2 separate regions of the Mus musculus genome follow, and region 1 is linked to region 2. The links are chromatin loops, found by intact Hi-C in ENCODE. Cell type or tissue: heart. All regions are shown on one strand. Links, peaks and the distances in the headings refer to the core of each region. The heading gives the core; the rest is flanking DNA.

The links. Peaks named below come from ENCODE experiments on the same cell type or tissue, not always from the same donor. Only the 100,000 strongest peaks of a DNase experiment are listed, where the experiment ranks them.
Region 1: a loop joins it to region 2, with 4 times the contacts of the local background. A loop is called at or near these places in 12 of 42 quality-filtered maps.

What each region holds. Positions count from the first base shown.
Region 1 is chr1:11,650,128-11,666,649 of GRCm38, forward strand. The region is part of intron 7 of A830018L16Rik (RIKEN cDNA A830018L16 gene); the gene reads left to right. Among named protein-coding and RNA genes, the nearest start is that of A830018L16Rik, 240 kb to the left of the region's middle. In heart, for the core only: a CTCF peak has its summit at 7,767 (motif pointing right); no DNase peak of the experiment used is centred there; H3K27ac peaks cover 415 bases.
Region 2 is chr1:12,690,519-12,707,040 of GRCm38, forward strand. It overlaps Sulf1 (sulfatase 1), which reads left to right and starts at 1,912. Exons shown (of 22, transcript NM_001198565.1): 1 at 1,912-2,166. In heart, for the core only: CTCF peaks have their summits at 8,742 (motif pointing left) and 11,302 (motif pointing right); a DNase peak (open chromatin) is centred at 7,593; H3K27me3 peaks cover 1,539 bases.

The DNA of each region.
Region 1 (16,522 bases), core at 4,395-12,394, 1.0 Mb before region 2:
GTTTTCTGTTTGGGTTGTATACCTGCTGTCTGTGGGTTGTATGCCTGTTTTCTGTTTGGGTTATATGCCTCCTGTCTGTCTGTGGGTTGTATGCCTGCTCTCTGTGAGTTATATGCCTGCTATCTGTGGGTTGTATGCCTGCTCTCTGGTTGAGTTGAATGCCTGTTTTCTGTTTGGGTTGTATGCCTGCTGTCTGTGGGTTGTGTGCCTGCTGGCTGGGTTCTAAATGCATACAGCTCTGCAGAATTGCAATGTGATGACTGCTAGTTAGAACTTGCCAGGTTTTATGTGTTTCAGAACAATGTGGATAATGGCCATGCATTGCCTATTTATTTTTTATGGAGCATTTTCTATTGTTTAGGTCTGCTGAGACAACCTTTAATAATTCATGGCTCTTTTTCCTAAAAGCTCCTCAGATACTTTAGAGCAATGATCATGGCTCCCTCAAGCCTTCTTTCTTTCAACCAAGAATTCTAATATTTTGCAACTGCTCTGCAATGCCCTAATTCATAGGACTTATACTACCCCAAGCCTCTCTACAGTTTTATGTACTTTTATACTAAATTAAGCTATTCCCTTCCCTATCCATACACTTATACATTATATAACATTATATATATGTATATATGTACATGTATATATATATGTATATATGTATGCTCTCTCTCTATATATATATATATATGTATATATATATATATGTGTGTGTGTGTATATATATATATATATATATATATATATTCATTTCTTCCTACAGTGTTAAGGACATACTGCTCTCTCCAACTCCTATGTGTAGATCATGTGTGACTTTTGCCTTAGAAAAGGAAAACTGAATGGAAATGAAATGTGATCATTGTAGATGAGGTCAGCAGAAGCCACCAGGTTAATACTCCTGTTTTGCGTGTTTTTATTCCCGTAGACATAGTGTTCACTGGCTAATTATTGATCCAAAGAATAGTAAGAAATACATAGAACCAAGCAGATCTAATCTTCAGCTAAGAGCCAGGCTCCCATCTGTACCTGACTAGGACTGGCATCATTGTTCTAAAGTAGCTTCAGGTATATGGAAATTTATGGACATATATAGATGATGTTTTGTAGCTGCTTGATGCTAGTGCTCACTGCTACAGAATCCTCTAATATAGTGTCCTGGTTAAAATGTGACAATCTAACAAATAGGGTGTATCTCTAGTTTAGTTTTGGACAAATAGGATGGATGGTGTATAATTCTATTACATTACATCACTGAACATGCTTCTCTGTAGACAGTGATGCTATGAATCATGGCTCTGAGGACAACAGGGCTGTAGAACACCTATCTTCACATTATTTGGTACTACTTTGCCCTCATCTCCATGGTCACTTTTTAAACATTCTTGGCTCATATAGAATCTCTATGGTAGAGATTCCTTCTCATTTACTACTCATTTCAGTGATCCTTTAAAATATACTCTAAATGTTTTACAATGATTCTATGTAAACTTAAGTTTAGCTATTTGGATATTTCTGTTATAACATGGAAAGTTCACCTCGGGAAACAATCCTCTGTGATGTTCTTTAAGGGGAACAGAGCCTGTAATCAACCAAGGATTTTAAACTCTTAATATCATATTACTGTCTAGCAGGTTTTCAATAAACATTAGGTGATTAAAAGTTCTGAGATGGTCTGCAGTTACTAAATCAAATTAAATGTCATTATCCTCAGGCTTATTTGACTACTGAGTTATATTTTAGTTAATGCCATTGGCATGTAGTAAGCTGATATTCTCCTTAATGTACATTGTGAGTTGTTAATCATGGCTTATAATAATTTTAAAATGTTAATCCAATTTTCCCACATAATCAGCTATTCCCACATTTGCACAATCAAGTCAAGAATATATCTATCTTTATCCAACGTAATAGGAAAAGTAGTGAAAAGTGGTGCCATGGTAAACTAATAGAAATGTTACTTTAGCTCCTTATCTTCCCCCATTATGTAATATTCTCTATCAGTCTTCCATCAGAGATTACTCACTTGCCTGACATACCATGCATGCCACTTTACTTCATTTGGAGTACAAAATAGAATAAGAATATAATACAGCTTTTCAAACCAGGACATTTCCTCTGTTTATTTCTCACTATGGCATGCAGTAAAGACCCTCCCTGTTGCAACTTATTATGCTTTAAGCTTATGAGAGCAGATTATGTTTCTTCAAGACTATTATAGGTTGAAACTCCACTATCTCTTAAATGCTTGTGCATTGAGGCTTCCCCCCCAGCTGATGGTGTTATCGGTTGGTAGTAGAACATTTAAGAACAAAGCCTAGCCAAAGGAGTTGAAAGTTATTAGAACATAGCTTGCATGGAGATGTTGGTACGCTGGTCCCGCCTCTCTTTATCCAGCTGCTCCAAGTTTATCGCTACCATGTGCTCCCTGATGTGAGATATTGTCTTTCTCCAGCCCCGCAAAGGTAATAAAGCTAACCAAGTATGGCCTGAAACCTTTGAAACTGTGCATCAAAACAAAACTTATTTGGTGTGTGTGTGTGTGTGTGTGTGTGTGTGTGTGTGTGCATTGCAGAGAGGGTGAAGACTGTGATCAGTGAGGCAGAATCAGCACACACATTACAGTTTTGTCTTACATGTAAGAACTGAATGAATGCATTTGTCCCTCATTTCACATAACCTCAGAACACATACATGAGAGCTACTATTCTACCTACTGGGAGATCTGATTTGCAATTCTACTCCATTTTGAGTACATGTTTTAATTTCTTTCTCTAGTACTAAGGATCAAATCCAGGCCTCATGAATACTAGGCAAATATTTTCCCTCTGAGCTGCACCCTACCTCCAGATTTCACTGTTTTACTTGTCAAAACCTAGCAGCAGTGGTAATTTATTCAAAAGGAGAACACATTCCAAATGAGCCAACCCTGGAAGATTTTTCTGTGCTTGTTAGAGTTTCAATCAAGCAAATAGAGGGCAGAGTCTTTCTTGCATATAGAAATTTTAATATTTATTAGCTTGGCAGCTGGAAGCTATTTTAAATAAAATAATAAGTTTATATAAAACCTAAACTCAACATGGTCTGTGTTATGTCTTATGCCTATAATGTCTACAAATTAAGAAAATACACCACTGTAAGCTGGAAATATCACTAGAAGAGAGGCAGCAACAGTTTCATGAGTTTATAATCTTTCACGTATGAATACTCCTTATAGACAGATAACATGATACATTCTTGTTCTTGGTAATCATATTAAAATGCCAGCAAAGTGGCGTATCCACCTAAGTCAGCATTAAATAAACATCTACAGCTAAAAGTGATGCATAACAGTTGGTCTCCAGCCACTCTTCCTGTCAGGCAGATGTTCCTCTGTCTATACTGCGAATTCTCACTATAATAACTCAAGCTGTCCTTTCCCCGTGCACGTCCGTTATGCTTCTGCCTGCTGGTAGTTCCTGCCCCATTCATATTGCCAGGTCTATTGCTGCACATTGGACAAGAGAGATGGAGTCTCACTTATGAGACCATTAAAGTGGGAAACAGATACTTTAGTCAAAATAGAGGCATGTGATTGATTTCAAGAGCTGCTATGGAAAGGCACCACAAGTCTGTGTTGAGACTGAAGCCATTACCCTGTTAGGGACAGCACCCAATGGTGGTCTTCTACCTGAGTCCCATGTGACCAATATAAACACGACTTTCCACTGGCCCTGACCTTTAGGGGTCTACATGCTTTGAAGAGCTGTACTCTGTCACTTTGTGGGGACTTAATTCTGTTTTACACATTCTTAGTTCTGAAGTCAGTTATTAAACTCTTTCTGCTTTAGTTTTTGCATTTGAAATTCTTGAAGGACAGTGAACGCTTCCTTTGGGGGTGGTGGACCAGACAGACACAATGCTAATAGGTATTTTTCTTTTCTACATTTTAATAAATAAATTGTGTTGTTTATGCATTTATCATCTCTTAAATTTTCTAATTACTTTTATTTTTCTGCTATTATTTAAGATATTATGCCATTTATTAGTGCCTATTAAGTAATATTTTTATATTGATATACCAGCAAATACATACAGTTTTTATTTCATCCACTTTCTCCACAAGAAATAATTATTATTTCAATAATATTATAACTGTGTGGACAAATTATAAAAGAAATAATAACTTTTGCCAAGGATTTAAGGATACTATGTAATAAAGGCTAAAATCCAACATATATATATAATTATATATAATGTATAATATATAACTGATGCTATATATTTATGTATCTTTTATTATATATTTATTTTATATAATAATTTATAATTATTTAAAATAATAATTTATTTTAATAAAAACTAAAAAATAAAAATAGTTTATAATTATAATAAATACATTTTAATATATATTTAACATTCAAGGGTTTGTTCTTGATAAATATAATACAAATTTAGAGATGGAAATTGTTGAAACTAAGATTCTTTAAAATGTTAATTTAATGGCTGATTATATTGTTCAGTTGATAAAGGTACCTGCCACCAACCCTGATGGCCTGAGTTTGACTCCTGAGTCCCAAAAGTGACCCGTTCAGCAGGTCCAGTTATTCGAGGGTCTCGAGGGGACCTTCTCCTAAGAACCAAATGGGGGGAGGGAGAGACGAAAACCAAGTGCGAGAAATGACACGTAAACAGTCTGAGTAGCATCAAGGTCTCACTGTATTCAGCAAGGCTCAAGGCTTAAATGCACAAGCAAAAGGGGAAGAACTCAGCAGGAGGAATGGGGAAGCAGAAATGCACAAGCAAAGGAGGAAGTACTTCTCAGCAGGACGGATGGGGCAGTGGAAATTTTTCTTTTGGCAACTACACGGGGAAGCAGGAACTTGGTGGTATCAGGGTACATCTTGTGGTCAGGACATCTGGCGCTGACTTAGGGCTGGAACATTCTGTGATTGTTCTCGGAACGGTGTGTCGGTGTTCCACTTTTGACCCCCTTTTCTTCTCGGGAGGAGAGGCCCAATTCGGAGATCAAGACAATAGAGTTGTCTTAATAGCTCCCAACGCAAAAGGTCAAAGGAGACAACTAAATCCTGTTGGTTTTCATCTTCCCTGCACAAAGGCAGAGTGGCACGTGTGTCCACACATACAATACATAAAATGTTCAGCCGCCTATTTGACGTGACAGGTAACATGCAGAACTTCCTCACTTGCAGAGGAAGGAGGCCTTCTTACTTTGTCTTTATAAGTCACCATGATTTTCATAAAGCTCTGAGAAACTCTATAATGGCTGGAGGTGCTGCTCAAATGTTGCATTGAATGCATTGATGTGTGAATCACTAAGTAAACTAATGATTAAAGAGATAACTGCATATCTGCTACTCTACTAAATGCACAGCTCCGTTGATAACTGGTGCTGACAAAAGCCCTGTGGTCAAAGTGCATTCTTCTAACTGATTTGTCATTCAAGTAAAAATTGCTGTAAAAATATTTATCAGGTGAGAAACATTTAAATATATATATTTAAATTCTTATACATACATACACACACACACACACACACACACACACACATATATATGAATAGTTTTTGTATTAGGATTCAGAAATTAAGAAAGCATATGTATGTTGGGCATTTTTGCAACCTTATTATACATGAGTATGCAGATAAATCAATTCATTTCTTAAGGCATTTCTATTTTTAAAAATACAGTTATTTGCCAGGAATGGTGGCATAGGCTGCCTGTAATCCCATCTTGCAGGAGACACAGGCAGGAAAACCCTGTGTTTCAGGCTATTCTGAACAACCCGATAAAACCTTATGTCAGGAAAGTGTAATTAATTTCTAAAGTAACATATCTTTTTTTACTGTTTAAGTAGTCCTATGAAATATTTATAAATGCCTGCACTACTTTATATAAAAATTTAAATACTCTCTGTACTAAATGGTGCTTACTCTCAGTCTCCTCAGATCTGCCAATATCAGCAGCCTCAGGCATATACTCAATATCAGCAGCCTCAGGCATATACTCAATATCAGCAGCCTCAGGCATATACTCAATATCAGCAGCCTAAGGCATATACTCAATATCAGCAACCTCAGGCATATACTCAATATCAGCAGCCTCAGGCATATACTCTGAGGTCACACACACACTTTTTACATCACCATTTTCTTTCTCATTTAAAAAAAATTTTTTTTTCATTAGATATTTTCTTCATTTACATTTCAAATGTCATACCCTTCTTAGTTTCCTCTTCAAAAGTCACCTATAATCTCCCCCCCCCCCCGCCCTGCTCCCCAACTCATCCACTCTTGCTTCCTGGCCCTGGCATTCCCCTGTACTGGGGCATAAAATCTTTGCAAGACCAAGGGCCTCTCCTCCCATTGATGACTGACTAGGCCATCCTCTGCTACATATGCAGTTAGAAACACGAGCTCTGGGGGGGGGGGGGGTCCTGGTTAGTTCATATTGTTGTTCCTCCTATGGGGCTTCAGACCCCTTCAGCTCCCTGGGTACTTTCTCTGGCTCCTTCACTGGGGAACTTGTGCTCCATCCAATGGATGACTGTGAGCATCCACTTCTGTATTTGCCAGGAACTGGCAGAGCCTCACAGGAAACAGCTATATCAGGCTCCTGTCAGCAGGCTCTTGTTGGCATCTGCCTAGTGTCTGAGTTTGGTGATTATTTATGGGATAGATCCCCAAGTGGGGCAGTCTCTGGATGGTCATTCCTTCAGGCTCTGCTCAGAACTTTGTCTCTGTAACTCTTTCCATGGGTGTTTTGTTCCCCATTCTAAGAAGAAACAAAGTATCCATTCTTTAGTCTTCCTTCTTGAGTTTCATGAGTTTTGCAAATTCTATCTTGGGTGTTCTAAGTTATTGGGCTAATATCCACTTATCAGTAAGTGCATATCACGTGAGTTCTTTTGTGATTGGGTTACCTCACTCAGGATAATATCCTCCAGATCCATCCATTTGCCTAAAAATTTCATAAATTCATTATTTTTAATAGCTAATTAGTATTCCATTGTGTAAATGTACCACATTTTCTATATCCATTCCTCTATTGAGGAACATCTGGGTTCTTTACAGTTTCTGGCTATTATAAATAAGCCTGCTATGAACATAGTGGACCATGTGTCCTTATTACAAGTTGGAACATCTGAGTAAATGCCCAGGAAAGGTATTGCTGGATCTTCTGGTAGTACTAGGTACAATTTTCGGAGGAACTGCCAAACTGTTAAATCACCATTTTCAGTTTACCAAATTACAGCTGATTTGTATAGTACACAAAATTAAAACTGAAAATCTACTTTCAAGAGGCAACTTGAAGCTGGGCATTAGTGGTTTGTGTCTGTCATTATAAAAAAGTGGTGCAACTAGGTTGTAACTTCTAGGACAGCCTGGGCTATGTGTGAGTTCAAGTCTAGCCTGGGTTCCATAGTTAGTACTAGATCAACTTGAATTGCACAGACATAATCCAATTTAAAAAGTCATAATAATAAAGCCAGGAATAATTATTAGTAATTAGGTTAATTTACATAGGCTAATACCGTAATGAACAAAGCAGAGTTCTGTAAGAGTATGACAAAGTATTAAATTTCTCTATGAATTTATGTATTACTTTGTACATTTTGAGTCATTTTATTATCCACTCACACATGAAAATACCCAAAATGTCTTTAAAATGTATGTTATGTATTGACTTAAAAATAGCCTTGCACTGTTAAAAGTGACATGAAAGAGATAACAGAAAGCTATTGACTGATACTACTTTGTGCTATACATTCATTAGACCACCAGGGGGTGCTAGTGCATTTGCTTTGCAGTTTTCAAGCACTTAGGAAGCCCCACACAAGAAAACACTGACACAGGCTGTTAAAATGGAAACCTGTGTTATAAGTCAAAAGTGCCGCACAGTAGGCCTTTATGCAAAATGAATAATTAAAAAAACATTTCTGAAAACACATTTTTATTTACCTTTGTATAAAGTTTAAAGAACATATTAGCATATAAATACTGAAGAAAATATGAGGTGAATATGCTTCTATATGCTTCTGTGTTTGTTCTGCTTTGTTTCCCATCATGGTCACAGTGAGATTGCATACATAATCAGATGAAAACTAACCTTAGATGTGAAAGGAAAGGAAGCAGTAACGGCAGGGAGCAAGGGGGCAGGAACAAGGCTTGGGCTCATTTGCTAGGTTGTTCTACTTGAGACAAAAAGGTAAAGAATATTTAGCACATAAAAACAGTTTGAATTCTTGTGAATGGTCGAACATTGTTTACAGTGCTGATATAGGCTCTCTACTGGTCTGCCTTCATGACAGACGTAAGGAGCCTAGCACAGGAAGCAGCAAGACTCACATCAGGCTCCTGATTATGCCTGTTTAGCATTAGATCTTCCTCAAGTGATTGGCAGACAGGAAACCTAAACTACTTAGTGTTCTTCAGGCAGATGTTGAGAGTTGAAATCAGAGGGTTGGCATGATGTGATAGTTCTAATAAGGTTTAGAGCAAACCAGTACAGACAGCTTTCCTTGTTAACTGTCTTATAAGTAAGATGTAGGAGAGAGAGAGAGAGAGAGAGAGAGAGAGAGAGAGAGAGAGAGAGAGAGAGAGAGAGAGAGAGAGATTGTCATTGATACAAATGCATCAAGTCTGAAGCATTTAACTTATTAGTAGGCTTTTCTCTTTTATTGATACTTGAATGACACAGTACATGTAAGTTCAGCAAATCGCATGTGTAATTTAAATTGGATTCATTGCTTTTCTAATTATGGGGAAAGACCTTTCTTGGTGCTGCTAAAATTAAAGAAATGGACACAGCTCCTAAATGTACACCTTTGCTTGCTTTCCTGTTGGGGCTGTATCCATGTCAAGTCACAGGGACATGACATGAGCATAACAAAGGCTTCTGTGCGTTACGTTTCAGAAAGCTCAGATGTTTACAGATGATGCCCACCTCAATAGAACACAGGGCTCCCTCCAAAACTGCATAAAAAACAAGTTTCCTCAATATCGAATGATCATTACAGGTTAACATATATAAATGGCTGTTACTTTGGGCTCTGACCATCAACTCCAGGTTCCTCTCTCCACTTTAGTATTGGTGTCATAACGAAGCATGCTGCCCTGCTGCTCTCTGGTAACAGCATAGGGCTTTTCATTGGTACATCTTGAGGAGGCGATGGAGGCTGCAGGAATCAATTAGCAAATGTGGGAGCAGATAATCACAGTTTCATGGGACTTAAATTTTAAAACTGATTTCACTAAAAGTTCCATCCTTGAAACCAGAAATAGAAACAAGAAATGAGACCTGATAGTTCTTTAAATATGTTCCTTCTGGCTTTGTGTCACTCTACTCAATAGACAAACTTTGGCTAGTGGTCTGGCTTCTCTTACCTTCAAGTTTAGTCTAAAGTGTTTATTTGACTCTGATAAGGACAGGTTGGGAAGCCAAATTTCTTCTTTCATTTATTTTAATGAAGCCAAGCATTTTCCATCTCATGTCTGTGGAGTGCTCTGCAGAAGAAGAGCAGCAGCATCCAGCGTACTAACAAGACACACTGGTTCCCTTTCTGCTCACGGTCGACGGCCAGGCAGAGGCAGAAGAAACTTCCAAGGACTGATTCAAGCTTGAGTTCCAGGGGCTGGCAAGTCATGGTGTGGGTGCTTCTGGCTTCCTATCCCACACCTTGGAGTTTCAGCTGTTGCCACCAAGTCAGCACGACAGGTTTGTCTCCTTAATTCCTATGTATTGCCCAGGAAAAGCTCTCAGCCTATCACGTATGGTTCAGACAAAGTCTGTGCATTATATTCTGTTGAAGCCAATGAAGCTTGGGCTGCTTATGTTGTTTACTTTTAGAGAAATCTAAGATTAATTACTGTAAGACTCCGACTCTCACTCTGTGGTACTTACACCGAGATATAGATCGATGTAAAAGCAAGAGGTTTATTTTCCATCATTTTGGGGTCGACCTTCAATTACAACCTTAAGGCAAGTGACTAGAAGGCAACCCCAAATGGCTATTACAAGCAAATTTTATACTTTTTAGGGGTACAAGTGACATCAGCAAGGTTACAGTTCAAACTTATTGGCTAAGCATATTTACCTTTAAATCTATTGACTAGCAAGCGTGGGCAGATCATAACACACATTGGAATTCTATCTGGGACTCATTCTGAAGTTTTTCTGAGAAATTTTTACTCAAGAATGTTCCTGTGGGTGGAAAATGTAACTTGGCCTAGCCTTGACCCTCCAGGGAGCTGTAAAGAGGGTGTGGGACTAGAAAAGCCCTTAGGGTATCTCACTACTTCACAAATGGCTATTTGATAGGGGTTTTCACAGAAGCTACAAGAAGACTACATAACAAGAGATTTCATAGAAGAACAGATGGCAGAGTGGGCTGCTGTCACCAAAGGCCTACATTTTACTTATATTGACAAAGGCTTTCAACCTTCTACATAGTCAAGGCTGGTGATGAACTCCTATTCTAATGTTTCCATCTCCAAAGTGATGGCATTTTGTGAATATACCACCTTGTCTAGCTAAATATAAATATAAATATAAAATATAAATATAAAAAAAAGGAGGAATGTGGGGAAATGAGGAGAAAGAAATGAGGACAGAAGACCAGCAGAGATTTACAGTACAGTGTTCACAACCCCGGATCTCATAAGAATGGCCCCACAGCCTCATAGGTTTGGATGTTTTGTCCCCAGTTGGTGGAGATATTTGAAGGATTAGGAAGAGTGGCTCTCTTGGAGGAGGTGTGGGGGTTGGGAGGGTGGCTTCTGAGCCCAGTGTCTCTTGCTCTCATCACCTCCAGCACAAAGATAGGATACCCACCTGCCTTGTTCCCTCCTGTGATAGCTATGCTCTCGCCTTCTGAAACCTTAAACAAGTCCCCAGAGTAAATACTTTCCTTTACAAGTTGCTTTGGCCATGGTGTCTCTTCTTGGCAGCAAAAAAGTAACTAAGACACTGTTCATAGTTGATCGTTTACATTATCTTAATGTGGAATAGCTGGATTTAGTAAGGATTTATAAATAATTACCTTATTGAAAGTCATGAAAATCTGGGTAATTTTAAACACTAATGGTACAATTATTATAATTTTTATTTATTTTTTATTAGATATTTTCTTTATATACATTTCAAATGCTATCCCGAAAGTTCCCTATACCCTCCCTCCGACCTGCTCCCTTACCTACCCACCCACTCCCGCTTCTTGGCCTTGGCATTCCCCTATACTGGGGCATAAAAAGGTTGCAATACCAAGGGGCCTCTCTTTCCAGTGATGGCTGACTAGGCCATCTTCTGCTACATATGCAGCTAGAGATAGGAGCTCTGGGGGTACTGGTTAGTTCATATTGTTGTTCCACCTATAGGGTTGCAGACCCCTTCAGCTCCTTGGGTGCTTTCTCTAGCTTCTCCATTGTGGGCCCTGTGTTCCAAATTCTAGATGACTGTGAACATCCACTTCTGTATTTGCCAGGCACTGGCATAGCCTCATACAAGACAGCTATAACAGGGTCTCTTCAGCAAAATCTTTCTGGCATATGCAATAGTGTCTGGGTTTGGTGGCTGATTATGGGATGGATCCCCAGACGAGGTAGTCTCTGTATAGTCCATCCTTTCTTCTTAGCTCTGAACTTTGTCTCTATAACTCCTTTCATGGGTATTTTGTTCCCTATTCTAAGAAGGAATGAAGTATCGACCCATTGGTCTTCCTTCTTCTTGAATTTCTTGTGTTTTGGAAATTGTATCTTGGGTGTTCTATGTTTCTGGGCTAATATCCACTTAACAGTAAGTACATAATTAATGACTTCTTTTGTGATTTGGGTTACCTCATTAAGATGATATCCTCCAGATACATCCATTTGTCCAAGAATTTCATAAATCCATTGTTTTTAATAACTGAGTAGTACACCATTGTGTAAATGTACCACATTTTCTGTATCCATTCCTCTGTTGAGGGACATCTGGGTTCTTTCCAGCTTCTGGCTATTATAAATAAGGCTGCTATGAACATGGTGGAGCATGTGTCCTTATTACAAGTTGGAACATCTTCTGAGTATATGCCCAGGAGAGGTATTGCTGGATCTTCTGGTAGTATTATGTCCAATTTTCTGAGGAACCTCCATACTGACTTCCAGAGTGGTTGTACAAGCTTGCAATCCCACCAGCAGTGAAGGAGTGTTCCTCTTTCTCCACCTCCTCGCCAGCATCTGCTGTCACCTGAATTTTAAATCTTAGCCATTCTGACTGGTGTAAGGTGGAATCTCAGGGTTGTTTTGATTTGCATTTCCCTGATGATTAAGAATGTTGAACATTTTTTCAGGTGCTTCTCAGCCATTCGGTATTCCTCAGTTGAGAATTCTTCCTTTAGCTCTGAACCCCATTTTTAATGGGGTTACTTGAATTTCTGGAGTCCAGCTTTTTGAGCTGTTTGTATATATTGGATATCAGTTCCCTATCAGATTTAGGATTGATAAAAATCCTTTCCCAATCTTTTGGTGGCCTTTCTGTGTTATTGACAGTGTCTTTTGCCTTACAGAAGCTTTGCAAGTTTATGAGGTCCCATTTGTCAATTCTTGATCTTACAGCATAAGCCATTGCTGTTCTATACAGGAATTTTTCCCCTGCGCCCATATCTTCGAGGCTTTTCCCTACTTTCTCCTCTATTAATTTCAGTGTCTCTGGTCTTATGTGGAGGTCTTTGATCCACTTAGACTTGAGCTTTGTACAAGGCCATAAGAATGGAACAATTCACGTTCTTCTACATGGTAACCGCCAGTTGTGCCAGCACAATTTATTGAAAATGCTGTCTTTTTTCCACTGGATGGTTTTAACTCCCTTTTCAAAGATCAAGTGAACATAGCTGTGTGGATTCATTTCTGGATCTTCAATTCTATTCCATTGATCTACCTGTCTGTCATTGTACCAGTCCCATGCAGATTTTATCAGCTCTGTAGTACAGCTTAATGTCAGACATGGTGATTCCACCAGAGGTTCTTTTATTGTTGAGAATAGTTTTTACTATCTTAAGTTTTTTATTTTTTGCAGATGAATTTGCAAATTGCCCTTTCTATCTCAGTGAAGAGTTGAGTTGGAATTTTGATGTGGATTGCATTGAATTTGTAGATTGCTTTTGGTGGCATACCCATTTTTACTATATTAATCCTGCCAATCCATGAGCATGGGATATCTTTCCAAATTCTGAGATCTTCTTCAATTTCTTTCTTCAGAGACTTGAAGTTCTTATCACACGGATCTTTTACTTCCTTAGTTAGAGATACACCAAGGTATTTTATATTGTTTGTGACTTTTGTGAAGGGTGTTGTTTCCCTAATATCTTTCTCAGTCCGTTTAGCCTTTGTGTAGAGAAAGGCCCCTGATTTGTTTGAGTTAATTTTATATCCAGCTACTGCACTGAAACTGTTTATCAGGTTTAGGAGTTCTTTGGTGGAACTTTTGGGGTCACTTATATATACTATAATATCATCTGCAAATAGTGATATTTTGACTTCTTCCTTTCAAATTTGTATCCCCTTGATGTCCTTGTGTTGTCTAATTGCTCTGGCTGAACTTGAAGTACTGTATAGAATATGTACGGAGAAAGTGGGCATCCTTGTCTAGTCCCTGATTTTAGTGGGATTGCTTCAAGTTTCTCTCCATTTATTTTGATGTTGGCTACTGGTTTGCTATAGATTGCTTTTATCATGTTTAGGTATGGGCTTTGAATTTCTGATCTTTCCAAAACTTTTATCATGAAGTGGTGTTAGATTTTTTTCAAATGCTTTCTCAGCATCTAAGGAGATGATCACATGGTTTTTGTCTGAGTTTGTTTATATAGCAGATTATGTTGATGGATTTCCATATATTAAACCATCCCTGTATCCCTGGGGTGAAGCTTACTTGGTCAGGATGGATGATAATTTTGATGTGTTCTTGGATTCGGTTTGCGAGGACTTTACTGACTGTTTTTGCATCGATATTCATAAGGGAAATTGGTCTGAAGTTCTCTTTCTTTGTTGGATCTTTGTGTGGTTTAGGTATCAGAGTAATTTGTGGCTTCGTAGAATGAATTGGGTAGGGTACCTTCTGTTTCTATTTTGTGGAATAGTTTGAGAAGAGTTGGAATTAAGTCTTCTTTGAATGTCTGATTGAACTCTGCACTAAACCCATCTGGTCTTGGGCTTTTTTTGGTTGGGAGACTACTGATAACTGATTCTATTTCTTTAGGGGAAATGGGACTGTTTAGATCATTAATCTTATCCTGATTTAACTTTGGTACCTGGTATCTGTCTAGGAAGTTGTTCATTTCATCCAGGTTTACTGGTTTTGTTGAGTATAACTTTTTGTAGTAGGATCTGATGAAGTTTTGGATTTCCTCAGGTTCTGTTGTTATGTCTTCTTTTTCATTTTTAATTTTGATAATTAGGATACTGTCCCTGTGCCCTCTAGTTAATCTGACTAAGGGTTTATCTATCTTGTTGATTTTCTCAAAGAACCAGCTCCTTGTTTGGTTGATTCTTTGAATAGCTCTTTTTGTTTCCACTTGGTTGATTTCAGCCCTGAGTTTGATTATTTCCTGCCATCTACTCCTCTTGGGTGAATTTGCTTCCTTTAGTTCTAGAGCTTCTAGGTGTTCTGTCAGTCTGCTAGTGTATGCTCTCTCTAGTTTCTTTTTGGAGGCACTCAGGGCTATGAGTTTTCCTCTTAGGACTGCTTTCATTGTGTCCCATAAGTTTGGGTATGTTGTGGCTTCATTTTCATTAAACTCTAAAAGTCTTTAATTTCTCTCTTTATTTCATCCTTGACCAAGGAATCATTGAGTAGTGTGTTGTTCAGTTTCCACATGAATGTTGGCTTTCTATTATTTATGTTGTTGTTGAAGATCAGCTTTAGTCCATGGTGATCAGATAGGATGCATGGGATAATTTCAATATTTTTGTATCTGTTGAGTCCTGTTTTGTGACCAATTATATGGTCAATAATAGTGGGAGACTTCAACACCCCACTCTCACCAATGGACAAATCCTGGAAACAGAATCTTGCAGGGAAGGTGCACAGATATCTGGCTTCGGACCTGCCTCCTGGCTGAAGATGAAGGCCAAAACAGGGCCTGTCCCAGAAGCTGTGTAGCTTCTGTAGTCTGTACTCTCACCTGCACAGACTAGTCTCTGAGGGATCCGGAATCCAAGATGGCTCCCCAAGGTTCTCCAAGGCAAAGCCCTCCCGGGCATTGCGGACACTTCTCCTCTGGCAGGGAAGGTGCCCAGATATCTGGAGCCCAAAACGGGGTCTGTCCCAGAAGCTGTGTTGCTTCTGCCTGTCCCAGAAGTTGTGTACCTTCTATAGTCCTCACTCTCACCTGCGCAGACTAATCTCTGAGGGATGCAGGACCCAAGATCACAATTATTACATAATACTTTGATGTCTGATCAGGGTGAGTTCCATGACAAGAATATGGTAGTTTTAACATTGACCTGTCAAAGCAGACATGGGTCAACAAGCATTAAGTGACAAGTAATTTTCATTGTTAGCTTGTATCTTCCAGTATGAATCACTACGTGTCACTGATAAATCACAAGAAGAAACTGTTAGCTACATAATAATTTCTGAAAAAAAAAACAGAAATTATGTCATTTGAATCACATATTCATTTAATATAAGATATAATATTCTGAAGAGATAATTTTTCTTACAAGTAAATGAAGGAGTTTTTTTTTTTTCTGATTGACTTGCCTTCTCCCTAGACTTTAACATTATTAAAATAAAATTAACAACAAAAACAGCTTTTCTACTTTAAATTATCAAAGTATAGAATATGCTCAAAATCTAATTTGGTAAGTTAAGTGTAAAAAAATTACCTAGCTATTCACAGTGCAGAGCGATTTAATACAGAGAATTAAGTGGAGAAAGAGAATATTTTTCCCTCAACCTTCTAAGAGACTGGCTGCATCTGAGAGCAAATCTGACATAGATTAACGTGAGAAAGCACACTAGTCTACTTAATATGCTTCATGTGACTTGGGGGCATTCACAAGGAAAGGAAAACCTGAACAAAATAGTAAGCCTTTATATTTCTTATGTTAGGACTGGTGGAGAACTAACTGGGTCTCTTTAGAGAAGTGTGGTAGAGCAAAAAGCATGTCCTGAAGGGAATAAACCAGAAATGGTTTGTTATATCTGGTCTTTTTCTTGTTGCTGACATTAAAATACCTTGAAAAAAGCAACTTAATGAATAAAGGGTTTGGCTCCCATTTCAGGGGTACCATCCATCATGTAGAGATGTCCTGGAGACAGGAGCCTGGTACTGGTCACAGTGTCTCAGCATTCAGGAAGCAGAGATGGATGGATGCTATTGCTCAGTTATTTTTCATTCTTTTTATTCTGTCTAGATCTTCCCCATGGAATGGTGCTGCCCATGTTAGGGTATATCTTCCTATCTCAGCTCATCCACTCAAGAGTACCCCTCAGAGGCATTACCAGAGGCTCCCTTCCTAGCTGATTCTAGATCCTGTCAAGTTGATAATCAA
Region 2 (16,522 bases), core at 4,819-12,818:
CAATAATGTAAGTCAGAGACGACCCCCAGGGAAATGTCCCATGAAGGGAAGTTACAGGCACAGGGTGGATGAAACATATTGATTTAACACCTTTACAGTTTCTTAAGTTTTACTTTTGTAACTCAACTTACAGTTTAAGAGATTGCAAACTGGCTTAATAATGTCTCCGGGGTCTTTTCCATCTACACAGTTGAGGCAATGCAGAGTTCCAGACTGAGGTCTGGTGGATTAACTATTACCCACTCCTCCAAAAACAAGACAGAATAAAATTGCTCGACAGTAATTGGCACTATTAAATTTTTATGGTCCCCAGGGAAGCCTTAGGCCTGTCCTGCCAATTGCATTGTTGACAATGTCTGTGTTGCTTGTTTCTGGATGTGGGTGCTCAGGAGTCAGGGGTAGCTTAGTGAACTTGTGATACATAGTAAAGCAGACACCTCATAATCACTCTGGGAAGATAATAAGCAAACGAAGTCAAAGCTCCCACCTCCCCATCCTACTCTCCTTGCCTCCTCCTGATGACCCCGTGGGAGAGAGATCACTTCACAGAAACCCTCTCCTGTCCTCTGTGCTTTGGAAACTTGCACCAGAAGCAACTGTAAGCATCCTTATATAACATCACAGAACCTTGCGAGACAACAACAACAAGAAAGCCAATCAGCCAATGCTGCTTGTAACTGAAAAAATTATTTTCATGACATTGATATGCCAAACACAGCTACCTATCGGTAATCTGGATCTTTTAGGCTTTAGGGAAGTTTAACCCCCTCCCCCACCCTCCCCCACCCTCCCCCACCCTCCCCCACCCTCCCCCACCCCATAAATGATTGGTTTTCTCACCACAAACCTCAAAAGGTGTAATAGTTAAATGTTAGCTTCCAACAGGCACAGTTAGGCAGTAGATGGTATTTAAAATTCCTCTTTACTCTTTAAGATTATCCAAATTCCTTGGATGTCTCATGGAATTTTTGAAAGAATAAGATTTTTTTTAAGTAATGAATTTATTTCTCAATATCTTCTTATATGTAAAAAAAATCTAACACTTTTCTGAATCAGGTTATTAATGTAAATACTTTTATAAATACAATTCAGAAAACTGCATTTTGAAAAAAGTACACAAGAAGGATGTATTTAAACAACCCCAAACTGAAAATATTTCAAAGCAAAATTATTAATGAGACGCTTGAGTTACGCGGATGTAATAAGCACAATTAACTAGAAACCAATAAAAACAATTACTGGCAGAGTGTAGCCTTCTAGTACCAGGAGCTGTAATACCGAGATGGCTGTGGGTGTAGAAAGTGATTAAAAGCCACCTTTATCTAGGAAAGCATGAGTTGCTTTGGAGAAGTAGAGTGAAATGGTTTTCATTGACCGTCTCTCTGGTTTAGCCTGAGAGACACGTGAAGAGCCCAGTGAGAAAAAGAAGTTTCGGCTCAAAGCTGCGACACCACCCCCCAAGCCCTTTCAGGAATGTTTGAGGCGGCCGCCCCCAATCAAAGGGAGGCAGGAGTTTAGATTTCAAAATGTAGATGTCACATTTCAGTGCAAACTACTCCCACATTTAACACTTTATCAGCATGACAAGAAGAATCTTTTATCTCCCGTGGGGTGATGGGGGGAGCGGCTTGCTGAGGACATTGCCCTCAATAGATTAGCTGTAAAAGATTTTTAGTGTTCCTGGGCATCCCACCGAGAACCCCCTCCACCCACCCAGGAGCACAGAGACTTGTGAAAAGTAACGCACAACTGGCCACCAGAATAATTCATTCGCTCTACCTTCCCCGCCGCACCTCCCACTCCTCCTTTTGTAGCAGTTCTTTCTCTCCGAAAATCTCAGGTTACTTGGCTGGGGAGTTCTCCGACCTCCCCGTCCCTGCCCAGCCCTCCGCCTCCAATCCGTAAGAGACTCTCAGCCCCAGCAATTGGATTGGGCAGCCTGTCTTGACACAGCACTGTGCTGAGTGCTTGAGGACGTGTTTCAACAGATGGTTGGGGTTAGTGTGTGTCATCACATTCGAGTGGGGATTAAGAGAAGGAAGGCTGCCCTGCTGGAGCTGTGTGGTCTTCTCCAAGTGAGAGTTGCAGGCAAATCCAAGTACTTGGCTTTGGGAAAGAGGAGGAGGAATTCATTTGCAGCAGCCACAAGAAACGCAGTATTTTCAGGTAAAGTAAAAGACACCAAATCAATTCTCTCTCTCCTCTCCCTCTCCTCCTCTCCTCTCCTCTCCTCTCCTCTCCTCTCCTCTCCTCTCCTCTCCTCTCCTCTCCTCTCCTCTCCTCTCCTCTCCTCTCCTCTCCTTCTCTCTCTCTCTCTCTCTCTCTCTCTCTCTCTCTCTCTCTCTCTCTCTCTCTCTCTCGCCGTAGTTTGGAATGGAATGTAATGCTAGCCCAGCACACTTGTCAAAGCCGGTCCTCGCCGTTCCATCAATGCTGCTATTGTACGACTGACAGATAACAGTGCACATAGCTCTGGCTCGGCTGTCTTTGTAGCGCTAATGCTTCTCCTGCGTTGCTTTTGAAGGTGTAACGAAGATACTGTCTTCGGGAGCCCGGGTGCCTTGAGGTTCCCGTTATAGGCGCAGAAGAGTAGGTGTAGACTGCTCATCAAGGATGGGCAAGGCCAAGAAAGCGTTGATTTTAGCTCTCACCATTAAAGAGTTCACTTTAAACTGTTGCGTTCTTCTCAATAAGAAAAGATTCTTCTAAGCCGGCAGAGTCGGAAACGCTTTGTTAACCGAATTTGTGGAAGGTAGATTGCGTCGATTTGGGATGGAGCAAGAGTGGCTTTTAATCATTTCTGAAGACTAAGTCCGGGAACTCCTCAGGAGAAAAGGGCTGGCTCCCGTCGGTGCAGTCTTTGGGTCGGCTCTGAAACAAAAATACTTAGAGCTGGAAGCCAAGCAAAGAGGGGGGGTAGGGGGAAATGGCTCTCTAACGTAGCCCGGTTGCAGCTGCGGGGGAGCAGATGGATGTAATTCACTTGCAGATCTGTGTGTGAGTTTTACAAGTCAGGAAAAACTAAAGCAGCATAGCTAGGATGGATCATTAAAGTCGCTGCATTTATAGGCTTTAAACAGTGTTAATTAAATGTAAATAGATGTTCAGCCCCGGCTATAAACAAATAAACACAAAGATTTTAATTACAAGTTAGTCATTGGAAATTAATGGTCATGGGGTGCCGAGCAACAGTAAGTGAGTTGTCATCTGATGTGTGGCTAACTGCTCTGCCAAAATCACCCACCAGGATTTAATTGAATGGAATATAACAAGGGACATTACATGCAACATCTTATGTCGAAAAAAAAAAAAAGCCTTTCAAATCAGTGCCTTATTTTCTGAGGGATTAAGAAGGTATTTTTATTTTTCAAGTGTTTGAGCAAAATGGGTGAGTCTGGGTTACTTCTTGCACTGCATTCAGAGACTGACTCTTTCTGAGAAACCATATACCTGCACTGTGGAAGAACCTGGCCCTACAAGAATTGCAAATTGGATAGGGAAATCCAACTTGGTCCTTACTCTTTGCAGGTGAGAGATTTTTGTATACAACACTACATCTGGGATGTTTGCAAGTAGGAGCTATGTAATAGGTAGAGCAACAGGATGAATGCCTGGGACTCTGGTTTGACTCAAGGTCTCTAACATTCGGTTTCAGGGTTCAGTCTTACATTTTTGTGATCATACAGCTGACTTTCAAAGCTCGTTTTTTTTTAAAAAGTTAAAACAAAACCAGTATCCCAGTATGGTGCAGAGGTGTTTGTTTTTCAGAATGTCCTGGCCAAGGTTCGAACATCTTCAGGGAGAAGCATTCTCCCACCAGTGACTGAGCATTATCTGAGTCCCAATATTACATAACCAAAATGAAATAGGACTTAGTTCACAAGCTGACACCGTTTGTAATTCCATTCATTCCATATTAGTTTTACTGTGGAACTGAAGTTTCAAAAGTGAATAGGGAAAGGGAGACTAATATCTCCCACCATATCAGGATGGGAGCTCCTTACTGCATGGAGCAAGTTCAGAGCTTACCGACCAGGCCATTTGGTACCATTGTAGCATCATTTTGGGACAACATAAAGCCCTGCTGTTGGGCTGGCTTTCACCCAAGGAGATGTCCCACAGTGGTATTCTAACAAAGGCAAGGACAAAGTTCTGCCTATGAATGGAAGCCCCACATGGGCCCCAGGAGCCTATGCCTGGAGACTGATCACCAAGTTGGCTGCTCAGAAGGTAGATAATGTGGGAGATTCCCCTTCTCCCATCCCAAAGATTCACCTGTCCAAGGCAGCAGAGCACAAACAAGATACTGAGTGTTGGCACATAGTAAATTCACACCTTGAAGACACAAACTTATGTTTCTGTCTCCCTAACAAAGCAATGTAAAATAACTCAATGAACAGAAAACGCTAACTTAAAAGACAGAGACCACAGGCCAATCTCCATTTCTTGGCAAAATCTGGATCTACCTGGTCCAACTGGAAAACATTGAGAGACTTATTTGTGGTGACTTCTACATCCCTCAGTGTGACATTTGGTCTCTTCCTGACAAGACTAGGCTGCCAACACATGAGTCCCATCAGTGTTCTAACAGCTGTAGGAGAGTTTGAACACGTAGGGGTCTCTCTCAGGGAAAGAACCTGAGTGGGGTGAGGTTCTGTGTGTCCTGTAGCTGTGTCCTAGGTTTGAATCAAGGTGACATTTCTGAGATGTGAATGGAAAGCTTGATTAATGACAGTTACAAAATTCACTTTTATGATGAGGGTTAGGGAAATACATTTATTAGGGTACTGATAGATTGAATGGGGACCTCCATCAAGACACTAAAGTGAGTGCCTGTATCCTGTTTCCATCTGGGGAACTTAATGGGCCATCAGACAGATTGTTGTAACCATTTCAATTGTCATGGTTCAGCCAAGTGGCAAGTGTGACACTTTTCTTTTCCTAACTCCCTGCGCATAGAGTAAGGTTTCGGATTTGAAACTTCTGTTCTTTCAGTCTCAAAGGGGAATTTCCAATACTGAGTTGTGTATAATATTGGATGTCCCCAGCCTTTGCCATGTGAATCAGGCCACCTAATGGTTCCAGTCAGGACATCTGGTTCTCCCCCCCCCCCCCCCCCGCCCCCCCACGCAAAACTGCATAGCCAGAATGAATTTAAGGAGATTTCAGCTTTATATGCTGATCTAAATATTTGTATTTTTGTCATTATTGACATTGGAACAAAGAGGCTTTGTGTAAAGTTAAATATGAGTCCATATGATTAAATCACCTTTATGTAAGATCTGTGGAAAAAAAAGTCAATAGAAGGTATTTTGCAGGGGAAAAAAATGCCTGAAAATGTTTCCTGTTTAAAAATATTTTCAATTCAATCTCAATATGCTGGGGAGGAAGGGGGAGCATGTGAGTTCCTCTCAGCCTCTTCCCTCCACCCCAGCATTTCACTCTTCTCCTCTTCCCTACAGCCAATCTGTCATCAAATCCTAAGAGCCCTTCCTTTAATATATCTTCCACATCTGGCCTGCAGCTACTGCCCCAGTGCAATGATTCTCTTACATGTGGGCTGTTGGAACAGTCTCCTAACTGGTCCTCTTTGTCTCCATTTCCCTCTGTTTGTGAATGTGCTGGCAACTGAGGCCTCAGGCACAGAAAGCCAGGTATTCCTCCACCGAACTACACCTTTACATACTGGTCCACTGATAGTTAGCCTCAGTTTTCCAGCCATACTCCCACCCCATCCCACAATAGTGAAAACTGTGTCTTGACCCCAACTACAGTGACCAGGTCAGTGTCCACACATAAGTCTCTGTCCTAATTATTTGCATCCCTGTTGAGTGGGAAGTGAGCTCATATCATGTATGATGTTCATCTGGAGGCCTTGGAATGAAACCCAGGGCCTCTGTGTGCTGAGCAAGTGTTCTCCACCGAGCTACACTCTAAGGCCACATGGTTCTTTCTGGTTCTACATTCATAAACCTGTGTATGAAAAGAATCATTTCACTCACCCCCCTCTACTTACTCATCTTTCAGAGTTTTAGCTTGATCTCTACATTCTCCCAAAGGCCCCCCATCCACTCACACTAATGGGAGCCTTCCTTCTCTCAGTGCTGGTCCTTAGCTAGTGAGTTATACATGGCTCTTCAGGTAAGGTGTAATGTTTTACATTCATCTCCACATAGTGTGTTCTCCAGCTCACAGAGACACTCAGACATTGAAGGAGCTTTCTAGTAACCTCATTCAGAGCTGTGAGTCAACTCTTAGTGCTTTCTCCTCATCTGTCCATTACAAAGGAGGAACAAGCATGAAACTCAATTGATTTTATTTTAAGAGCCCTTAGGGGAAGCAACACTTGTAATCAAAATGTGAAATTATTGTCCCAAGTCGAGATCGTTAGGTAAAAAATTTCCATTTACTTCAACATCCCTTGATGACTCTGATAGGAGTTACACCTATGACTTGCCCCTCTGTCACTTAAAATACCAACTATGGCTGTAGATCTGGATAGTCCAAGCCCATTTTCTAATCCAGAGATGATATTACTTGTCTATACAACCTTGAACAGGGGAACAAACAATGGTTAGTTACATGTCTGTAAGATGGATAAAGGGTTACTTAGAATGTTGTGAATAAAGCATTCCACATCTATTAATATATCACAGCATATCCACTATTGGATGACTAGGAACCATGACCCACAATGTAAGAATGAGTTGTCTCCGTCACTCCATAATTCCTTCTATCTCGGCCTGTGCTCTACTCAGCATTTCCAAAGGCAGGGGAAATAGAGATGGGAGGGGTGGAAGAAGAAAGGTAGTTTGGACCATGCATTGATGGATCTGTGAGGTCCACCCTCTGTGATGGTTCTGTGAGCTGGTGATGCTGCTTGGAAGAGCAAGTCCTGGGTTCAGCACTAAGGATAATAAAGGGCACGGGCAGCCAAAGCAGACCATTCTACAAGAGCCCTTCTCTTCCTTCTGACACATAATCTAGAAAGAAACCAAGAGGGTTTAAGAAATGGTTCAGGTGTTAAGAGCACTGGCTATTCTGTCAGAGGATCCAGGTTCAATTTCCTATATCTATACAGTGGCTCCAGTTTTAGGGAGTCTGGTGCTATAGTCTAGCTTCCATAGGCATTCAGGCAAGCAATTTAAAAACATACAGGCAGACAAAACACATAGACACACACACACACACCAGACTAAATAAACAAAGGATTTAGGTCAGGCTTCCAGAAGTAATTGGTTAAGAAAAACAACGTGTAGGCAAGACAGAGAAGGAATCACCACCTCTAAAATTTAACACAAAGCTGCATGCAGTCAGCCTGAGTCCCTCGTTTGTTCCCGGACTCTGTATTTACCAGGGAACATGGAATCTTCCATTGCCACTTTTTTTTTTTTCGGGAAGTACAACAGAGCAAGAAATTCTCTCACATAAGCTTTGTATTCCACGTAACAAAATGTGCTTGTGGGCGGACACTGGTCATTTGACACATTTTCAGGAGCCTGGAAAGGTCAAAGGGCCTTCTTTCCACTCTAATCTCCTGGGCTGCCACTGCAGTAGGCCAGGAACTGGGAAGAAACTACAAACATCACCCCCAACACATCCTACCTCTCCTCCCACTCCACTTAAAACTCGATGCCCCGCCTCTGCGAACTCCCTTCCCCTGCAGACTTGTCTCCAGAACTTTGAAAAAGAACTGACTCCTAATTGCCTGGCTCGGTTTTCAGCTGTACCAGCCAAGCTATTCAACTTTGCCCTCAAAATATGTGGCTCCTGTATTCCCAATTAATAATGTACTAACGTCTTATTAATTTATAAAAGGCTCTATTTTCAAAGTTCAAACCTCGCCTGATTTGGTTTTCCCTGAGATTTTATTGTGTAGCCTAGGCTGCCCTGAAACTCAGGCTCTTCTTGTCTCGGCCTCTCAAGCTCTGGGATTATGGAGATCTGGGGTCACACTGTCAACATCCACTGTAATATCTTTTCTTGGTTCTACTTTTTGTTTGTTTTTAACAACATGAGTGCCAACATGAGAAACACTTTCTGTGTTTCTAAGGTACAGAGTGACACACCTCTGACTAGCTGCAGTGGCCAAGGCTGGGTCAGACACTTTGTTTCTGCATAAGGAGTCTTCATTGTCAAAGGTAGAGTCTCCCAAAATTGATCTGGAGATTCGTATTAAACAAATCGCATCACCAGGTTAAGACTTAGAACCAGGAGGAATCTGGGAACTGCCAAGAGCCAGGTGGCTCTTGTTTAAATAAAGAAGGCTGTCCTGAGGCGGCTCAGTGGGTAAAAGCATTTGCCACACAAGCCTGGCAACCCTAGTTCAATTTTCAGAACCCATGTGAAAATAGAAGGCGAAAACCAATTCCCAAAGATTGTTCTGTGGCAGCACACTCATGCACACTCAAGCACACACACAATAATAATTAATACATTTAAAAGAAAGATTTTCCTTGGGAGAGCTGAGATTATTACAAGTTCAAAAGGCTAGCCTATGCTACATAATGAGCTTTCTAAGGTTACAATGAACTCAGAAGCTTTAAGGAATTTTCTAAAGAGAACTGTGTATTATAAGATGGAGAATCAACACTGAAGCACCCAATTATATATAATTTGAGGGCTCAGAGATAACTCAGGGAGTAAGAGCCCTTCCTGCTCTTACAGAGGGCCTGAGTCCCAACACCCAGACAGCAGTTGCAGCTCTCTGTAACTTCAGTTCCAGGGAGGTAATGCCTTCTTCTGGCCACGCTGGGCATTGCATGCACACATTAACTCTTACACTACACACAGAAATAAAAATAATATTTTTAAAGTATATATTTTGACATGAGAGAAATCAGCCCTGATATTTTTCTTCCCCTATGTGTGTAGTTTTGCTTTTGTTTGATTTCTCCTGTTTTAAGCTTTAACCAATTCTTAGGTTGCCACAGGTCTAGTCTTCACCTGATATACAGATTGTAATTGTGAGATCCTGCTTCTGTTGTTGCAATGAGCTGAACTCGTGGTTTTGGCTTATTTTTGTTTGTTACTCTTCTTCTATATAGCGTTTCCGCTTCAGAAACTACAGAAAAGTCCAGAAGTGGAATGTTTCAAGAACTTGGGAAAATCTTTTATTTCTTTAATGAAGGCTCTAATACCATCCAGTCTATCTCGTTTTTCTGGGCAGTTATAACATCCCTTAAAAAGCAAAGTGGAGCCTGAATGAGGGCTTTCAGGTCTTCACTCTGCTCCTATGACAGAACGTTCTAACTCAGGTAATATGGCTGGCTGTGTTAATTCCAAGTGCTGTCCTAGGCTGCGAGCTTCAGGAGAATCGCATGAGCTAGGGAAAGGATTATTTGGATGCAGAGTGTGTCCTTATTGATGATACTTTACAAGTGTGAGCCTGTGACTATTATTTTCAAAATGTGTACCACAAATATAGCTTAGCTCCCATCCACCTTTCCACAGCATAACATGCTCCCTAAAGAGACTTCCTGCCTGTACAGTGCCTCCTCCTTAACCTTCACCTGCCCACAAGTAATCGTCTAGTAAGCAGAAAGAAAGAGCTTCCTGGAGGACAGATGGGCTGGGCAGCATCCAGGAGTTTGGGAAAGTTCAGCTTTCATCTTACAGAATGCACATCCCAGAAGGAGAAGCCCCCACAAATCCTGTTCTGCACCCCCCCACCCCCCAGAGCTTCATGCTGGTCAAAGCAAGGAAGGTTTTTGGAACGTGACAGATAGTAAAGTTGTAGGATATGTACTAGTTTTTATTTGGCATACCCCAGACTTCCCATGAATTATTAAGTCTTTTCTATCTCTGTGTTTAGGGAAATAGGAGTGCACTCATCATGAAACAGAGCAGACTCCACTTTCTAGCTGTGGCTTCCATGTTCTAACAAAGAGTCACATTCGGACTAACTCAATAATGGGTAAAATCTGCGAACACAGGCTGACAAGATGGCTCAGCAATTGTGCACTCATGTATGGCCCCCTGCACCCAACACACACACACACACACACACACACACACACACACACGCACGCGCGCGCGCGTATTCTTCTCTTGCAAAGGACCCACGTTCAGTTCCCAGCACCTACATGGCCATTTACAAGTGTTTACAGCACCAGGTTCCAGAGAAGCAGATGCCCTTATCTAGCTTACTTGGGCACCGCAGGTATGTGGCCTGCTTACATCGTGCAGACAAAACATTCATAAATATGAAAATAAATATTTAAACTATGTGAATGTAAATGCATACCAATAGAGTCCAAACTGACAAAAATCTAACTCTGATCATTGATAGATATGAAAGAGGAACCCAACCTATGTTTGCAGAGCTAAGACATTTCCCCTTAGACTAAAAAGAATCTTTTCTAAGATTAGAAACAAGAGGGGCAAGGAGAAGAAGGGGGAGAGGGGGAGAGGAGGGAAAAGAGATTATTGATTGGCCAATAAAATTCTGGTATTTCTAAGTTTGGGAAAATAATGACTTTTCAAGTCAGAACACCAAACTACTTCTACAAAACACTTACAGTTCTCTTCTTTCAGTTAAGATAATGCTGGTGGAAAGGAATGTAAATTTAAAGCAAGTCCAGAGGCAAAAGAGATAAAATATTTAAGTTGCTTCTACTCATAAACCTTCAGATTTTACCATGGAAGAGCTTGATTGATAGCCTCTTACAGAATGTATAAATGACAAGTTTTACAAATGATATACACACCCACAGACTCCTTTCTTCCCTACAAAACAAGTAGTTCTTTAAAAAAATGTTAATTGGTGCATGGTAATTGGACAAATTTGTGGAGTCAAGTGTGACATTTGACCCATATTTATAATCTGCAATGATCCAATCAAGGTAATTAACATACAGCATAGTTCTGAATTTTAAGATTTGGGAACACGTTCCCAAAGGAAGTTGCTGTGCACCCAAGCCTGGCCCTGAATTCTTTAGTCTCCCATTCTAGCGCCTCAGAAGTCTTGTTTTTTCTTTTTATTCATTTTCTGTCAGTCCTGTAATTGCCTTTTTAAGACAGAGGAAGCATTCCTCAGGCGCACAGCAACCTAATGCAGTAGGTGGATTCCAAGCTTAGCTACTGTTTTCTTTAAAGAAGACAACTGCGTTGATCATTTCATCGTCTTGCGCTGTATCCTCGGGACACTATGCCCAAAGGACACAGAGCTTGAACTAGTCTGATTTGCGATTGAAATCTATTTCTTTAAAAACTTATTTTATTTTAATTATGTGTGCACCTGTATGTGTGCAGGCTTATGCGAGCACACATGTGTTTGCTGGTGCTCATGGAGGACAGAAGAGGGCACCAGACTCCCTGCAGCTGGAGTTACAGGTGATTGTCAGCCATTAATGGTGCTCTGAACTGAAGGGTAGTTTTTTGTAAGAACAGTATGTGCTCTTAATTGCCAAGCCATTTCTCCAACCCTTGAAATGCACTTTCTAGTTCAGGAAAATGTATGGAACATAGAGACTTGACAGCATTTTGGTTCCTCAAAAGAGACTTGGGTTTCAGTCAAGTTTTTAATGAAGACTTTGGCCTGGATTTTATTATGCAACTGAGTGCTCTGAACCAACTACTTTGGATCCTTTGGGAGAACCGCCAGCTAGAGTAGCAGAACCTGTAACCCACTTCTCACTCAGAGTTGCCTGGCATGAGGGCATGATTGACATGAGCCAGTTTATATTTGAAAGCCATTAATGGCTGGCAACTGAACTGATGAGACTCCAGCACAAGGGTAGAAGACCTAATACCCGAGCGATCGCTGAAGTCAGATCAATAAGGATCACGTGCAATAGAGCACTCAGCTGGGCTGCATAGCCTCAGGCTTTCTCCAGCCCCCACCTAGCTCAATGGGACAATGTCTTGAGGGAAGGCTCTTTAGTGAAGTCAAGGAACACAAGCTACTATTCAGGAACTTACATTGAAACGGGATCTTATGTAATGCAGGGCAGCCTCAATCTCACTGTACTGAGAGGATGGTCCTGAACTTTAGATCCTCCTGCCTCCGTCCCAGAAGGGCCAGGATAACAGGTGTGCACAGCCTCATTCAATTCTCTCAATGACTCAATTTCAAATTTCAACTCTGAGATGTGTTTCTGCAGGCTAAGCGCTAGGCCTGTCTATTAGAGTCACAAAGGATTCTTGAATTGGAGAAGTTCAGAGTTCTTAATAAAAGAAAAGAAGTAATGAAGTAGAATGAAAAATAATACCTATGTGGTCAAAACACATGTTGTCATGGACTCACTTCCTTGACACGAAAAAATAAACATGAAAAATTTCATGTAGGGCCGAAGAGATAGCTCAGCTGTAAGTGTTTGCTTTGCCAAGTATAAAGTTCAGCCCCCAGAATCAACATATAATAATAACAATAACAATAATAATCTTTAAAAGGTCAGGTGGCTGCATGTGCCTGTAAACCAGAGAGGCAGAAACAGCTCTGTCCTTGGGGTTCACTGACTGGACCAACTCACTCAGCTTACTTGGTGAGCTTCAGGCCAATAAGAGACCCTGTCTCAAAAACCAAGGTGGATGGTACCTGAGGAATGACACCCAAGATTGTAATCTGGCCCCCACAGGCATTTGTGCCCGTGCACACACATACACACACACACACACACACACACACACACACACACACACACACAGGTGAGTACAAGAAAACATGTTTAATAACTGTCCCTGTGATTAGACATTTTGCTCCAAGAATATGGATTAATATTCCGGTACCAGTCTGGTCTGGTCTACAACTGAATTAGAAGCAGAATCTTAGGTCTGTAGGAATAGCCAAATCTAGGCTGCCTCTTTGGGCCATGTGAATTATACTTCACAGTGAACAAATAATAAACTAACAGGCACATTTTGTTGTTTCCTTGATAACTTGTCAAGACTCGAATGGAAATGGAAACAATATGCTGGATAATGGCAATAGTTACTGCAAAGAAACAGAAGCAGGCAGAGCCATGGGAAACAGCACAAACACTGGGAACCCAGGTCCCAGCACCGGGCTGCGTGCAGCCAATAGCGAGATTAGAAGCAAACTGATAGACTTTAAAGAACTTGTTGTTTCTTTGCCTCTATGTTTCCACTCTCCATCTAGATCAGTTACTCTTCTCTTTCATTGGCAAGCTCTTCTCTTTCCTTAAGCCTGAAGGAATAAACTGTTGAGTGGACACAGTGGCCCATGTCTGTAATCACTTGGGAGGCAGAAGCTGGAAAGTTCAAGGCTGCGGTCTACATAGTAAGTTCCAGGCCAGATAGGACCTATATGGTGAGACTGTCTCAAATCAAACAAAATGAAGATAGCCTTGCAACTAACAGTGGACAGATACAGGGACCTGAACAGTCTGCAGTCCTTTATGTTTCTGAATTGAGTTTCACCCTCTCTAGTCTCCACTAACCCTGCACACCTCTTTTGGATGGGTCTTTCTTCCATGCCATCTACTTGAGAACAGCTCATTAGCAGTTTTTACAGCTTCCACTTACAGACATCCACACCCTTTCCACATCACACCCTCCCTCTCTGTACTTTTATGCTCCTGACTAAACTGATCTCAGGCGTCCTGAGCTTACACCCTACCTCTGTTATAAGCCACTTGCTCACACTGCATTCTGGGCTGAGCCTGACTCCCATGTTTCCAGACCGAAGCTCACCCATCTTGGTTTGAAAAGAAAGATTCCTGCTCCCCAACTCCAATGCCCACCCCCACTCCTCAATGGAACTTTCCCAAGCCCTTCTAGCCATCGATAATCTCCTTTTCTGTGTGTTCTCTTTCTACTTAAAATTTTGTCATCATTTTAGCACTTCGTTATGCACAAATTTGCGTAATTGCCACTCCTCATAGATTTTGCTTCCTTTTCCTTGGGTTATTAGACTCAAAATGGCAAAAGTTGAGGTTTAAGCCTGTGCTGTTAAGCATGGCTTGGATAGCGTACATCCTTCCATGCTGCAGACCCTCATTACAGTCACAGAGTGGTCAAAGATAACCGGGCTAGAAATTGTCCTTTGGTCATTAAGAATTTCAGGACACTAATCAGCACAAATCCACTGCAACCCCGGGCCCTTCTGACAATGTAGAAGACCCTCTCACAGACACTGATTGTCTGGCTTGAACATCTTTCCATCTTCTGCCCACATCACTCTCCAGAGCAGCATTAAAGCCAGCTGGATTCCAGCCAGAAACAGAAACAGAGAGACAATAGGCCAACCCTGATCCCAATCTTTCTTGATTAGATGTGAAATTGTATAGCTGGGTGTCTTTCACATGCCAGCCACTCAGGACTGTATGTTGTCGATCAATTTCTCTTGAGAGTTGAACTGAGGAGATTGTGACAGTTATGGTTTTGAGGGCCTGTAAAATTAAAGCCAGACCAGATTGTTTGGCACGGTGCTAAAGGAGAGAGCCATCTACCTGCTGCTCAGCATGAGTGGAAATACCTATTAACTCCATGGAGAAAATCAATCTCTCTCTCTCTCTCTCTCTCTCTCTCTCTCTCTCTCTCTCTCTCTCTCTCTCACACACACACACACACACCCCAAAAATGTGGTTTGATTATAAGAGCTACTTGTCTAGGCAAGGAAACCTTTGTAGAACAATTAGCAAGCACATGAGAAAATATGACTGATACATTCTGTAAAGACAGTGAATCCTGTATGCTAACTTATCTCAAACAACACTGCAATCGAGAATGTTAGAAGAACAAATATCTGGGAGAACATCTAAGGAGATTTTATATCTGAAGAGAGGTGAGGTAAACTTGTGGAGAGAACTGCCATAAATCAGAGACTCTTTCCTTCCAGTTTGTTTGTTTGTTTGTTTGTTTGTTTGTTTTGTTTCCCAGGACAGGTTTTCTCAGTGTAGCCCTGGTTATTCTGGAACTCACTTCGTAGACCAGGCTGGCCTCAAACTCAGAGATCCACCTGCCTCTGCCTCCCGAGGCAGAGGATTAAGGGTGTGCACTATTCCTTCCTTTTTGTAATGAGATCAAACCAAGGGCCTTGCTTATTAAGCAAGCATTCTGTCACAGTTGCATCCCTAGTTCCCAGAGAGTTTCTACCAGAGAGAATTCCACAATGCATGTATTATGTTGGGGTTGGGGTTGGGGTTGGGGTTAGAGTTGGGGTTGGGGTTAGGGTTAGTATTAATGTCCAAATTAAAGCTGGAGAGGTCCCTCAGTGGTTAAGGGTACTGGCTGTTCTTGCAGAGGACTGAGCCCCAGCTCACAACTAACTGGGACTCCAGTCCCAGGGTGATCAGACACCCTCTTCTGGCTCACATGGGCACTGTGGTACACACACTTATTCACATATAGAACAAAATAAATAGAATGTTTAAAAAGTCCAAATATCCCAATTACCACTGGTACTGTCCTGAGTTTATGTTCAGCTTCATATTAAGACCCAAAGGCATAAGATTTGTTTCTTCCACAACCATGGACTCTCTTGCTAAGCTCCCAAGTAACAAACTGAACACCACAAAGAATTATAGGGAAAAATACCCCTTTTGGGTATATTTATGTTGAAAAATCTATTGCAAAACAAATAACTTTGCTTTTCTATTCATCTGTGTTGTGGTGTGTATGTGTGTGTGTGTGTGTGTGTGTGTGTGTGGTGTATGTGTGTATGTGTATATGTGTGTGTGTGTGTGTGTGTATGTGTGTGTGGTGTATGTGTGTGTGTGTGTGGTGTATGTGTGTGTGTGTGTGTGTGTGTGTGTGTGTGTGTGTGGTGTGTGTGTGTGTGTGTGTGTGTGTGGTGTGTGTGTGTGTGTGTGTGTGTGTGTGTGTGTGTGTGTGTGTGTGGTGTGTGTGTGTGTGTGTGTGTGTGTGTGTGTGTGTGTGTGTGGTTATAGTGGTTCCTTTGGAGCCAGTCTGGCTACAAAGCCTATGCTGGACTCAAGCTTGCTAGAGCCTGCCTGCCTCCCGGCCGCTTACCAAGTGCTCAGACAACAGGAGTGCGCCGCCCCACACTCTGTATAATGGCATGTTAAAAATACCCACTAAATGCTATTCATCAGTCCTTCTAAATGTCTTCATTGAGCTAAGCCATGGGAAACTAGCAGTATTTGATGAAGCAAAGAGAGCTGCCACTGCTGAGCACCAAAAAGGCAGAGCTGAGGGAGTACAGCACTCCCTGATCTCCTGGAGAAGGAGCATTCAGTGTGAGAACCCAGAACTTTTGGTGGGAGTCATGGAGATTCATTACAAAGACCCTCAGTAAGAAAGTGAGTGAGCTCTAGCCTTACCCATAGAACTCATGACTCCTGACTCGGACTTCTTTGCTCTTCTATTTAATTTTTTTTTTCAAAATATGACATGCTTTGTCATTAGTGGACAATCTTACTGAATGTGAGCAGCTGAACTGTCACTCAGCAATACAATGTCATTTGGAAGACTTCCTCAAGTAATAGAGCTTTTCTAAAAGAAATGGAAGAGCTAAACTCTGTACTACATTTAAATTCAGGAGTATAGATACAATTATGAACCCACATAAGTTATATTTAAAACTATCTGTATGCAAAGA